Linked DNA regions of Homo sapiens: region 1 is linked to region 2. Evidence: read pairs that join two places in POLR2A ChIA-PET (ENCODE). Cell type or tissue: A673. All regions are shown on one strand. Links, peaks and the distances in the headings refer to the core of each region. The heading gives the core; the rest is flanking DNA.

Region 1 (5,377 bases), core at 131-5,130, 130 kb after region 2:
AACTATGGTGGCCCCCACAGGGTAGCCACCAGTGTCAGGCATGTGCATTGTGTTTGCAAATTGTTGGACCGCCACCATAATGGAGTCACATTCTCCCTTAGGCAGAGTTTGCCCTAGTATGACTGAGAGGTCCCTCCTGGTGAGTTCAGATGTTAAGCCCAGTTTATAAAACACTTTGATATATTTGTCAGGGTCCTCCATAAACTTCCCTAGTTCCATTTTAATTTGGCTCAGGTCTTGCACAGTGAATGGAGTCTGGACTCCAGTGGGTCCACTGGGACCACTAAACCTCCTGAATGGGGCATAACTTAAGGAGGTGGTGTCCAGAGGATGGCCCTGGGTAGGGAGGAGAAGGCTTCTGGGAGACTTCGATATAATTGGGTAGAAGGGGCAATGGGGCTTGAGCTCTGGGTAAACCTGATGAGGGGCCTTCTGAACCAATGGGAAGGGGCTGCATGACTATGGCCATGGATCTGTTTTACAAGCCCAACAAAGGTCAGGGTTGTTTCTTAGGGCCATGAAGGCCAGCACATAGGGGATTTCTGTCCATTTTCCCTGGTGGTAGCAAAACAAATCTAGTTGATGGATCATATTTAAATTTGTGCTTCTATTTTCTGGCCAAGATTCCTGGTCCTAGAGCTTTTATTCAACCCAGGCTGTATTACAGAAAAATATTAGCCTTTTCCTTTTTAGGGTTTGGGAGTCAAACTTTTCCCAGTTCTTGAGGATGTATCCTAGTAGTGTGTCCTGTGGTACAGAGACTTGATTACCTGTCCACAGAGAGAACAGAGGAGAGAAGAGAAAAAGAAGGCAACCCCTCCAATTTCCCTACTGTCTTTTTCCTGAACTTACAGCAGACCAGAGTGGGTAGGGCATTACCCCATTCATCCATTTTTCCTTTGCGTATGGCAGTGTCCCCCATTCATTCTAGGGGTTCCAGAATGAACCAGTGCTTACCAGGTACCCCTAACCTTGGTCCCATCTTGTTTTATTGAGGCACAATTACCCGTTTGTAAAGAAAGAACAGAGGCGAGAAGAGGGCATCTCCCCTTGTTCTCTTAATCCTGTGCCTATGGCAGACTACAGTGAACAGGGTGCCCTCCCACTCATCCAAGGGGTTCTGGAATGAACCCAGTGTTTACTGGGTACCCCTACCCTGATCCCATCCCATTTCTGGACCAGCCTTCATCTGTGTTGCAGTGGTAATCTGTTTTGTGTTTGTAGCCTGGAACTAGTCTTCATCTCTGTTCTATGGGTACTTTGGTCTCTTGCATCTGCCTCCTTGGGCTGTCCTATATCCTTGTCTCCATGACCTTATAGTGACCCTTGTTCAGAGCATTCTAGCAACAGAATGATTATCTCTTCTCAGATTCTCATTTCCCATGTTCTTTAAGAAGACGAGAAGCCTGTTTTTCTGCCAATTGCTGCAAGGGGGCTGGACTTCTCTCCCTTCAAATATAACTTTGAAGGTCCTGATACATATTGAGAAGGGCCTGGAGGTGATTAGAGGAATGGAGGAAAATTTGTATTTGGGATTCTTCATCCTCCCAGGGTAACATGCAGAACAAATGCTTAACGAGGTAGAACAATCCCTCTGCTACAGGAGAAAGCGGGAGGAAGCAAGAGGAATACTCATGGAAAGCCTTCATATGTTTGCAGAAACAGCAGCCCTTGGATTTGAGAGGGCAACGTTTATTTGCCCTCTTGATATAAAGGAGGAACCTCTGGAGGACTTGGTGTTTGGGATAAGACCCTGCAAACGGCAGAGAATTTTCCTTCCCCACAAAGGGGTGCTAACTCAGAAAAAAAGCGAGTGGGTGGGGTCCTTAAGGGCTACAGAGTGAGGTCCTATGCAAGCAAGCAAACCATTCAAAAGCCAGGGAGAAACATGGCCCTGGAGCATAACAGGGATGAAAAGCATATGGTAAGTCATAAGGAGCTGACAGAGCTAAGGTTCTGATTAGTGTCTATCCCGGCAGTGAGCCAACAGACAGGGAAAGGGTTGGAGGTCATCCGAGCTGGTAGGGTAACAAGTATAAATATCAAGGGACATCCGTAAGGGAGTCCATCTCTTGGTTGCCAGGCTAACACAGCAAGAGCTGCGGGTGCATGAATAACAAATAGGGAATGTGTGTTTAAGGCAGAGAAGAAAGTTGCAGGGCATGCAAAGTAAGAACAGAGAAAAGACAGACTTACCCCCAAGGCAGTTGGTCCAATGGGTGTGCGAGGTCATTTTGGAATACATACAGAGAAAGGAAAATAGGTGGTGGTGGGTTTTTGGGAAAGAGCTGATTTTAGTTGAAAAAGCAGAGGAAACCCCAGATACTACATGGTTGTAGGTTTTAGCCCTACCGCTCTCATCAGCCTCCTGTCTGGGGGGGCCATTAGTGTCTCAGGTCTACTTAGTGCAGACTCCAAGGTCCTTCCCACCCCTGCAAGCCATCCTTCGGGGTGAGCAGAGAGAGCAGCCAGGGGGAGCAGAGCCACTGTGGTTGAGAGGAATCGTTCCAGGGGTAGGTTAGTAAGCAGGAGAGTGAAAGAGGAGAACGAAACCACGTACGAGGGTTGAACGCCTCCAGCCGAAGAAGGCAAGGCGTAGAGGTGTCTTACCACTAGGGAAGGTATCCGAGTCACTGCACCATTTGAGAGATCCAAGTGCCCTGTTCAGCCCTTGACTTGGGGTTTTATACATCGGCATGGTTCCGGGGTTTCCATTTCTCCTCCTTGGATTTTTTTCCTTGGGGTGGGCTGTCTGCTGTGCAGTGGCCTGTCAGCACTTGGGAGGAGCCACATGTGCATTTGTTTACTGAAGTTGTGCGCATGCTTTCTTGAGACATTTTTCCCTTATCAGTCAGGTGTTCCTAGAGGAAGGTCACATACTGGTTAAACTGTCATTTTGCTTCTTAGTGCGCATGCTTGAGCCCACTTGCCCAGCTTCGGAGATCTTATCAGGAAGTTGCTGATCACCAGCTTCCGGTGTTTCCTGTCTTTTGGGAGACTGTCTTTCCCTGGTACTGGCTGCAACCCATTATTATTATTTTAGAGAAACAGTGTAACAACCGCCTGATCATCACCTGATGGTCGCCTGACATTCCTGAGCTGGGGGCCCTCTCCTGCCCTGCTCATGTCTGCCTGACTACCTACTCTAACAGAACCAGCTTAACCTAATGGCCTCCTGATAGAACTGCTTGCTTTTTTTTTTTTGGAGACAGCCTCGCTCTGTCTCCCAGGCTGGAGTGCAGTGATGCAATCTTGGCTCACTGCAACCTCCACCTCCCGGGTTCAAGTGATTCTTGTGCCTCAGACTCCTGAATAGCTGGAATTAACAGGTGTGCACCACCATGCCCAGCTAATTTTTGTATTTTTAGTAGAGACAAGATTTCACCATGGTGGCCAGGCTGATCTTGAACTCCTGACCTCAAGTGATCTGCTGTCCTTGGCCTCCCAAAGTGCTGGGATTACAGGCATGAACCACCACACCTGGCCCAAACTGCTTTCCATAAACATAAATTTACCTTTCTAATGTAAATCAAATCACACAACATGCTTTTTGTGTTTGACTTCTTTCTGCTAGCATAATGCTTTTGAAATCTATTTGTGTTGTGTATATCAGTAATACATTCTTTTGTATTGCTGAAAGAGTATTCCATTGTATAGATATACCACAATTTGTTTATCCATTTACTCATTGATGGACATGAGAGTGGTTTCCAGCTTTTGGCTGTTAGTATTATTATTGTTTTATTTATTTATTTTTTTGAGATGGGGTCTTGCTCTGTCGCCCAAGCTGGAGTGCAGTGGTATGATCTTGGCTCACTGCAACCTTTGCCTCCTGGGTTCAAGCAATTCTCCTGCCTCAGCCTCCCAAGTAGCTGGGATTATAGGCACCTGCCACCATGCCTGGCTAATTTATTTTATTTTATTATATATTTTTTTGTATTTTTAGTAGAGACGGGGTTTCACCATGTTGGCCAGGCTGGTTTCGAACTCCTGACCTCAAGTAATCCACCCGCCTGGGCCTCCCAAAGTGTTGGGATTACAGGCGTGAGCCTGTAGTAGTAGTATTAGTAGTTAGTAGTATTATTAACATTCAGTTGCAAATCTTGGTGTAGACATATGTTTTCATTTCTCTTGAGTAACTTCATTTCTCTTGAGAAACTGCCAAACATTTGCATTGCCAGCAGTCATGAGTGAGAATTTGTTACTCCGCATCCATCACCAACATTTGATGGTATTGTCTGTTTTTAATTTAGCCATTCTAGAGGATGGGTATTATGCTTTTGATTTTTGTTTCATTAATGACTAATTATTTTCAGCATCTTTTATGTGTTATTTGCCATTCTTTCTACCTTCTGTGTAAATCATCTTTACAAGTTTTTTCTACTCATTTAAAAAATTGTGTTACTTTTATCAAGTTGTAAACAATTCTTTATTCTGGATACAAGTTTTTTTTGTTTGTTTTTATCAGATATGTTTTGCAAGTATTTTCTTCTATTCTGTAGCTTGCCTTTTTATTTTTATTTTTTTGAGATGGAGTCTTGCTTTGTTGCCCAGGCTGGAGTACAGTGGCACAATCTTGGCTCACTGCAGCCCCCGCCTCCTGGGTTCAAAAGGTTGCCCTGTTTCAGTCTCCCCAGTAGCTGGGAATTACAGGCATGTGCCACCATACCTAGCTAATTTTTGTATTTTTAGTAGAGGCAGGGTTTCACCATGTTGGCCAGGCTGGTTTCGAACTCCTGATCTCAGGTGGTCCACCCATCTCGGCCTCCCAAAGTGCTGGGATTACAGGCATGAGCCACCGCACCCGGCTGCCTTTTTATTTTTAAATGTCATTTGTTTTGTGTTGTTATTGTTTGATAAGTCCTTCTTATCAAGTTTTTAAGGTATGACATATAAAGTTATTCTTTTTGTTTTTTTTTTTTAATTTTTTTGAGACGGAATCTCACTCTGTCGCCCAGGCTGGAGTGCAATGGCGCGGTCTTGGCTCACTGCAACATCTGCCCCCAGGATTCAAGCGATTCTCCTGCCTCAGCCTCCTGAGTAGCTGGGATTACAGGTGCGCGCCACCACGCCTGGCTGATTTTTGTATTTTTAGTAGAGATGGGATTTCACCATGTTGGCCAGGCTTGTCTCAACCTCCTGATCTCAAGTGATCTACCTGCCTCGCCCTCCCAAAGTGTTGGGATTACAGGCAGTTGAAGGTAGTTTTACCTTTTCTTCCCAATGTGTACATTTGTCTTTTAGCTTTTGCCTCATTGCACTGGCTAGGGCCTTATAATGTTGCAAGAAAGGAGTGAGAGCAGACCTTCCTCCCTGATCTTTTGGAGTGAAATATTTAGCCTTTTACCATTAAATAAATTATTAGCTGTGGGATTTT
Region 2 (5,377 bases), core at 149-5,148:
TTAGTGGGAATTAAATTTAGCTAGGCCCAAACTAAAGTGTCTTTACCAGCTTGATTAGAAGGACTTTATTCTGTAGGTGAGAAGAAGCCACTGAAGACATCAGGAGCACAGTGGTTTTGGAAGATTAATCTGGTAGCAATATGAAGGCTGCATTCAGTACACTGTGGGAGGTTACTGTTACAATAAACGCCTCAACTAAAATAGGACTGGGAATGAAAAAGAGGGGACAGAGATGAGAGGCTATGGTAGGTGTAAGATTTAAAGAGCTAATTTTGAGGATGGGTTGATGGAAGTTGCAAAAACCATGAGCTTGAGATATTGGGGACATCTCTTTGGAAATACTAGAGAGGCTCTACTGCACATTGTCTTCTTCAGCGAATCCTTATAGCACTTCCTGTGTGCCATGTGCTGTGCTGGGTGCCAAGGATTCAATGTGATTTTGCCCCTGCCTGCAAGGAGTGGCAGTCTAATGGGGAGACAGACATCAGTCCAACACTTAGACAGAGAAACAGGAAAACAGCCTGGGGAGTGCTGTGCCAGGTGGTGTGTGAGCTCCCCTGGCCTGAAAAGGCAGGGCGGGGTGGCAGGATGCAGGAATCGATGTGCTTTTCCAGGCAACACGGAGAGAAGGCTGGACCAGGAGGCATCCTGGAGATGCTGACATCCAGCCCTCGGGGAAGAAGAGCAGCGTCAGCTTCCTCACCCTGACCTTGGGGACTGAGCCAGCCTTTGGGCCCATTCCCAGCCCTACACTCAGGCTCCCTTCCTTTTTGACTCACTCGTAGCCGGGAACAGCCCTGTAGCTACCCCAGCAGACTCTGTTGCCATCTGTGGCCTCAGCCTCATTTGTCATTTTAGGTGTTCCTCTGTGCTCTGACCTTCCATCCTCCGAGCAGCTCCCCTGAGGATTTGCTTTGCCCTCAGGCAGCAGATGAACTCCTGGCTTTTGCACTTGGAACCTCAGCCAACCAGGCCTGCGTGAACCAACCTCCCCTCTTGACTCCTTCCCCAACCTTCTTCCTGTGACAGAGACCGAGGCCAGTTTTTTTGCAGGGTTCAGGGCTCTAGTAGACTGCTTTCAGGGGGATTTGCTAGAGGCCATAGATGACTATAGGGAAGGGTCTTCTTTCCTGTATCGTATTAAGTTTTTATTGAACTCTATGGTTTTAAGAACTTTTTAAATTTTAGATTCGGGGGTGTATGTGTAGGTTTGTTAAAGGGTATATTGTGTGATGCTGAGGTTTAGGCTTCTGTTGACCCTGTCACCCAGATAGTGAGCATAGTACCCAATAGGAAGGTTTTCAATTCCCCCACCCCTGCCTTTTGGAGTCCCCAGTGTCAATTGTTCCCCTTTTATGTCCATGTGCACTCAAGGTTTAGCTCCCACATATAAGTGAGAACATGCGGTATTTGGTTTTCTGCCCCTGCATTAATTTGCTTAGGATAATGGCCTCCAGCTGCTTCCATGTCACTGCAAAGGATATGATTTCATTCTTTTTTATGGCTGTGTAGTATTCCATGGTGTATATATACCACATTTTCTTTATCCAATCCACTGTTGATGGGCACCTGGGTTGATTCTGTGTCTTTGCTATTGTGGATAGTGCTGGATAAACATACAAATGCAGGTATCTTTTTGGTAGAACAATTTATTTTCCTTTGGGTAGATGATACCCAGTAGTGGGATTGCTGGGTTGAATGGTAATTCAGGTTTTCGTTCTTTGAGAAATCTCCAAACTGCTCTCCACAGGGGCTGAACTCATTTACATTCCCACCAACAGGGTATACGCATTCCCTTTTCTCTGCAGTCTCGCCAGCATGTTGTTGTGGGCATTTTTCCCTGTGGTGACAAAGGCACCTGAAGCATCCCCTGCCCCAGCCCCATGAGCTGAGCAAGGGGCCGGCTTCTTTCTTACTGCTTCCTCCTCCTCCATCTCAGCTGCAGTCACTCAGATGCTCCTGAAAGTATTCAACACATACACCCCTTAGCTCTTCCTCCCTTTCAGCAACTACTGTAACTGTTCCTTCACATCCCTAGTTCTTCAGAAGGATTTTCATATGGCTTGCTTCATCATTGTTTTTCTTCGACTTCCCATTCATTCTAAAGCCCCCTGTAATCTGCCAACTGCCTCCCAAGGGCCAAATTCAGTGCCTTCCCCCCCCACGCCTTCACTAGTTGCTCACCTTGCTGCCTTGCAGCGTTTTTCTCTGTTTAAATATTCTCTTTTTCCTTGGCTTCTGGGACACCACTTTCTTTGAAGTCTATTTGAACTCTTCACCCGTCAAAACTAACCTCAGGCATTACTTCCTTTAGGAATGTTTCTCTGGCAATATATATATATATATATATATATATATTTTTTTTTTTTTTTTTTTTTTTTTTTTGAGAGGGAGTCTTACTCTGTTGCCCAGGCTAGAGTGCAGTGGCGTGATCTCGGCTCACTGCAACCTCTGCCTCCCAGGTTCAAGTGATTCTCCTGCCTCAGCCTGCCAAGTAACTGGGATTACAGGCATGGCCACCACGCCTGGCTAATTTTTGTAGTTTTGGTAGAGACGAGAATTCACCATGTTGGCCAGGCTGGTCTCGAACTCCTGACCTCAGGTGATCTGCCCATCTTGGTCTCCCACAGTGCTGGGATTACAGGCGTGCGCCACTGTGCCCGGCCTCAATACTTATTTTATAGCTAAATGTTTATCTACTTTATTAGACTATGAACTCTGAGGACAGATATTTCATCTAGATCATTCTATATCCCTAACACGATACGTAGTGCTGGACAAGATTTGATGAATTTTTAGACTGAATATAACTATTTCCAGAGTTTATCAAACTCCATAGGTCTAAACTAGCTTGAAAAGAATAGGAGCTGGTTCTACATGAGCTGTCTTACGTACAGTGCTTCAGTCTCAGAGAAATCTGCAACATCTATCATTTGTTTCTAGGGCCACTGCCGGTAAGTCTGTGTTCATCTCCCTGTAAGTATATCATATGGGCCCAGGCGAAACTCTATATAGACTTTCTCCTTTTGTTGTTCAATGTATAGGCATCACAAATTCAAATGCCTTCAGGGGCCAGCCAGGTTAATAGGCTGAATAAAAAGGATGAATGGGCCGGGTGCCGTGGCTCACACCTGTAATCCTAGCACTTTGGGAGGCTGAGGTGGGCAGATCACCTGAGGTCAGGAGTTCGAGACCAGCCTGGCCAACATGGCAAAACCCTGTCTTTATTGAAAAAAAAAAAAAAAAATTAGCCGGGAGTGGTGGCACATGCCTGTAATCCCAGCTACTTGGGAGGCTGAGGCAGAGGTTGCAGTGAGCTGAGATCACACCATTGCATTCCAGCCTGGGCAACAAAGTGAGACTCTTGTCTCAAAAAAAAGAAAAAGAAAAAGGATGAGTGATGGTGATTGTGGCAACTACAAGAGAAAATGCCCATCTCAAGTCATCCAGGTAGCTATAGACCATGGCACATGCAACATCAAGGGATGTGTGACAAGCTTCGCCTTCCTCAGCCTACCAAATGTGGTCACAGACACTTTCAGAACAGGCTCCCGGTGGGTTGCTCGTTAGATCCACAATGACCGCATTTACCAATTGCTCAATGAGGGTACGGATTACAGATTTCCTTGTCCTCTCAGTGTTATTCCAGTGTTCTGCAGTGCAATTGAAGATGGAAAAATGACCTACAAATCAATAGCTTTCAGTCTTTTTCCCCCTATGACTGAAAGTCATGTTTTACTGAAGGTCAGGGAATCCTGAGGTGACTGTAGTTAGTCTCCTAGGAGTGATTATTTCCTTGCATACTCTGGAGAGAAACTCTTCCTTAAATATGGGAATGTAATTTTTCTTGGAAGAGAGCCTGCTGTAACAAAAACACATGCTGAATTTTTTCTTTGCATAAAGGAATTAAGAGGCTTATTGATGTGAACGCTTGTTGAATAAGCAGCTCTTTAAGTTTGTGACAACAGTTATTAGGCTTGCCATAGAGACATAGGATTTATCTTTTATTTTTAAACACAAAGTTTTATTAAGTTCCACCCACCATTTAAAATAACAAAGGGAAGGCTCCTCTAAAACGTTAACCTCCCACCCCAAACTCTAGCCCCCATTCAGATAGCTAAAATAAGGTCTTCTCCTATTCCCTCTTCTCCTCCTGCCCTTCCTTAAAATCTATCCTGTCCCACCTGTCACTATCCAGGAATTTAAGCAATTTTTTAATCAGACTTTGAGCACATCTTTTGTAGTTTTCTTTAGGATCTGTGTCTCATTATACTTAATATCACATTCAAAACTCGACTCTCTACACTGACAAAACGCCAACCTGTGGTCCTGCCCCTCGCCTCAACTCTCCCAGGCATCCTCACAGTCAGGCCTCACTCACCTACATCTCCTCCCGAGCTGAGCTGACCACCTCTCTCCCCATGCAGGTGCTCTGTGAATTGTATCCTGGGTTTCAGGGCATTGCACGATGTCGTTCCTGCCTAAAAATTTCTCCTCAAACAAATCTAGTGCTCCTCCCTAGGTGGCTTTATATAGCAATTTATTAATTATCGTCTTTATATCCTCTGCTAATCTTACGTTTTTCTAGTGAATGGCCATTTTTGAAACAGCTTAACTTGGTATATGAATACAATGTAAAGGTAATGATATAATCCATTGCTCACTGAAACAAGAGAAGAATTAAATGTCTAAAATTCATGGCTAAAATAATGCCTTATTGTAAAAATAACTCCCAAGTGATAGGTCATTTGGAATTCCATGCAGGCATACATTTTAACTGCTTTGAACCAAATAAAACTCGCAACATGCATTTAATGTAAAAATCAATTTATTATACAACAATCATAGATAATGCTTTTTATCTACAAAGAGAAATGGCTTCTGCAGCCTCCCTGTCTACTCCATTCATGATACTATGTTCTTAAGATATAATTACTTTCAAAGGAAAACAAAGCGATATCCATATTTTCCAAACAAGGAAGCCCCCAGACACATTTATGAACGATATGGAAATATTGGAAAGAACTCAAATGGACTCCTAGATACAAAAGGCTGTTCTGCCCATCACAGTAAACACTGTTTTGCCTTAAAATAAAAATAATAAAATATTTCTCAAATGCAGGGGTGAGGACTTTACCCCGTAACATGCCTAAGTGGTTCGATATATAATTTTGATGGCTTGACAATTGCTATGTTTAATTCCATTCAGTTAACATTCCATTTTGTTAGTTTAAAAAATTGGGGGAATTATTAATAGATATGCTTTACAGTATTTAAGTATTTTCATTCCCATGGGTCAGAGGAAATTTGAGAGAAAACATTCTCCATTTTTTTTAATAGATTATAGAAATATTAATTTTTCAATAGTTTTAGAAAA

What was found. ChIA-PET counts read pairs that join two places held together with the same protein. Peaks named below come from ENCODE experiments on the same cell type or tissue, not always from the same donor. Only the 100,000 strongest peaks of a DNase experiment are listed, where the experiment ranks them.
Region 1: POLR2A ChIA-PET joins it to region 2 with 5 read pairs; 2 of 35 experiments call an interaction of 5 or more read pairs at or near these places.

The regions. Positions count from the first base shown.
Region 1 is chr6:11,109,067-11,114,443 of GRCh38, forward strand. The region is part of intron 1 of SMIM13 (small integral membrane protein 13); the gene reads left to right. It overlaps ERVFRD-1 (endogenous retrovirus group FRD member 1, envelope), which reads right to left and starts at 2,659. Exons shown (of 2, transcript NM_207582.3): 1 at 2,611-2,659. In A673, for the core only: no CTCF peak of the experiment used is centred there; a DNase peak (open chromatin) is centred at 2,945; H3K27ac peaks cover 1,321 bases.
Region 2 is chr6:10,975,949-10,981,325 of GRCh38, forward strand. ELOVL2 (ELOVL fatty acid elongase 2) reads right to left here. Exons shown (of 8, transcript NM_017770.4): 8 at 4,811-5,377. Among named protein-coding and RNA genes, the nearest start is that of ELOVL2-AS1, 65 kb to the right of the region's middle. RefSeq lists an enhancer at 235-735. In A673, for the core only: no CTCF peak of the experiment used is centred there; no DNase peak of the experiment used is centred there.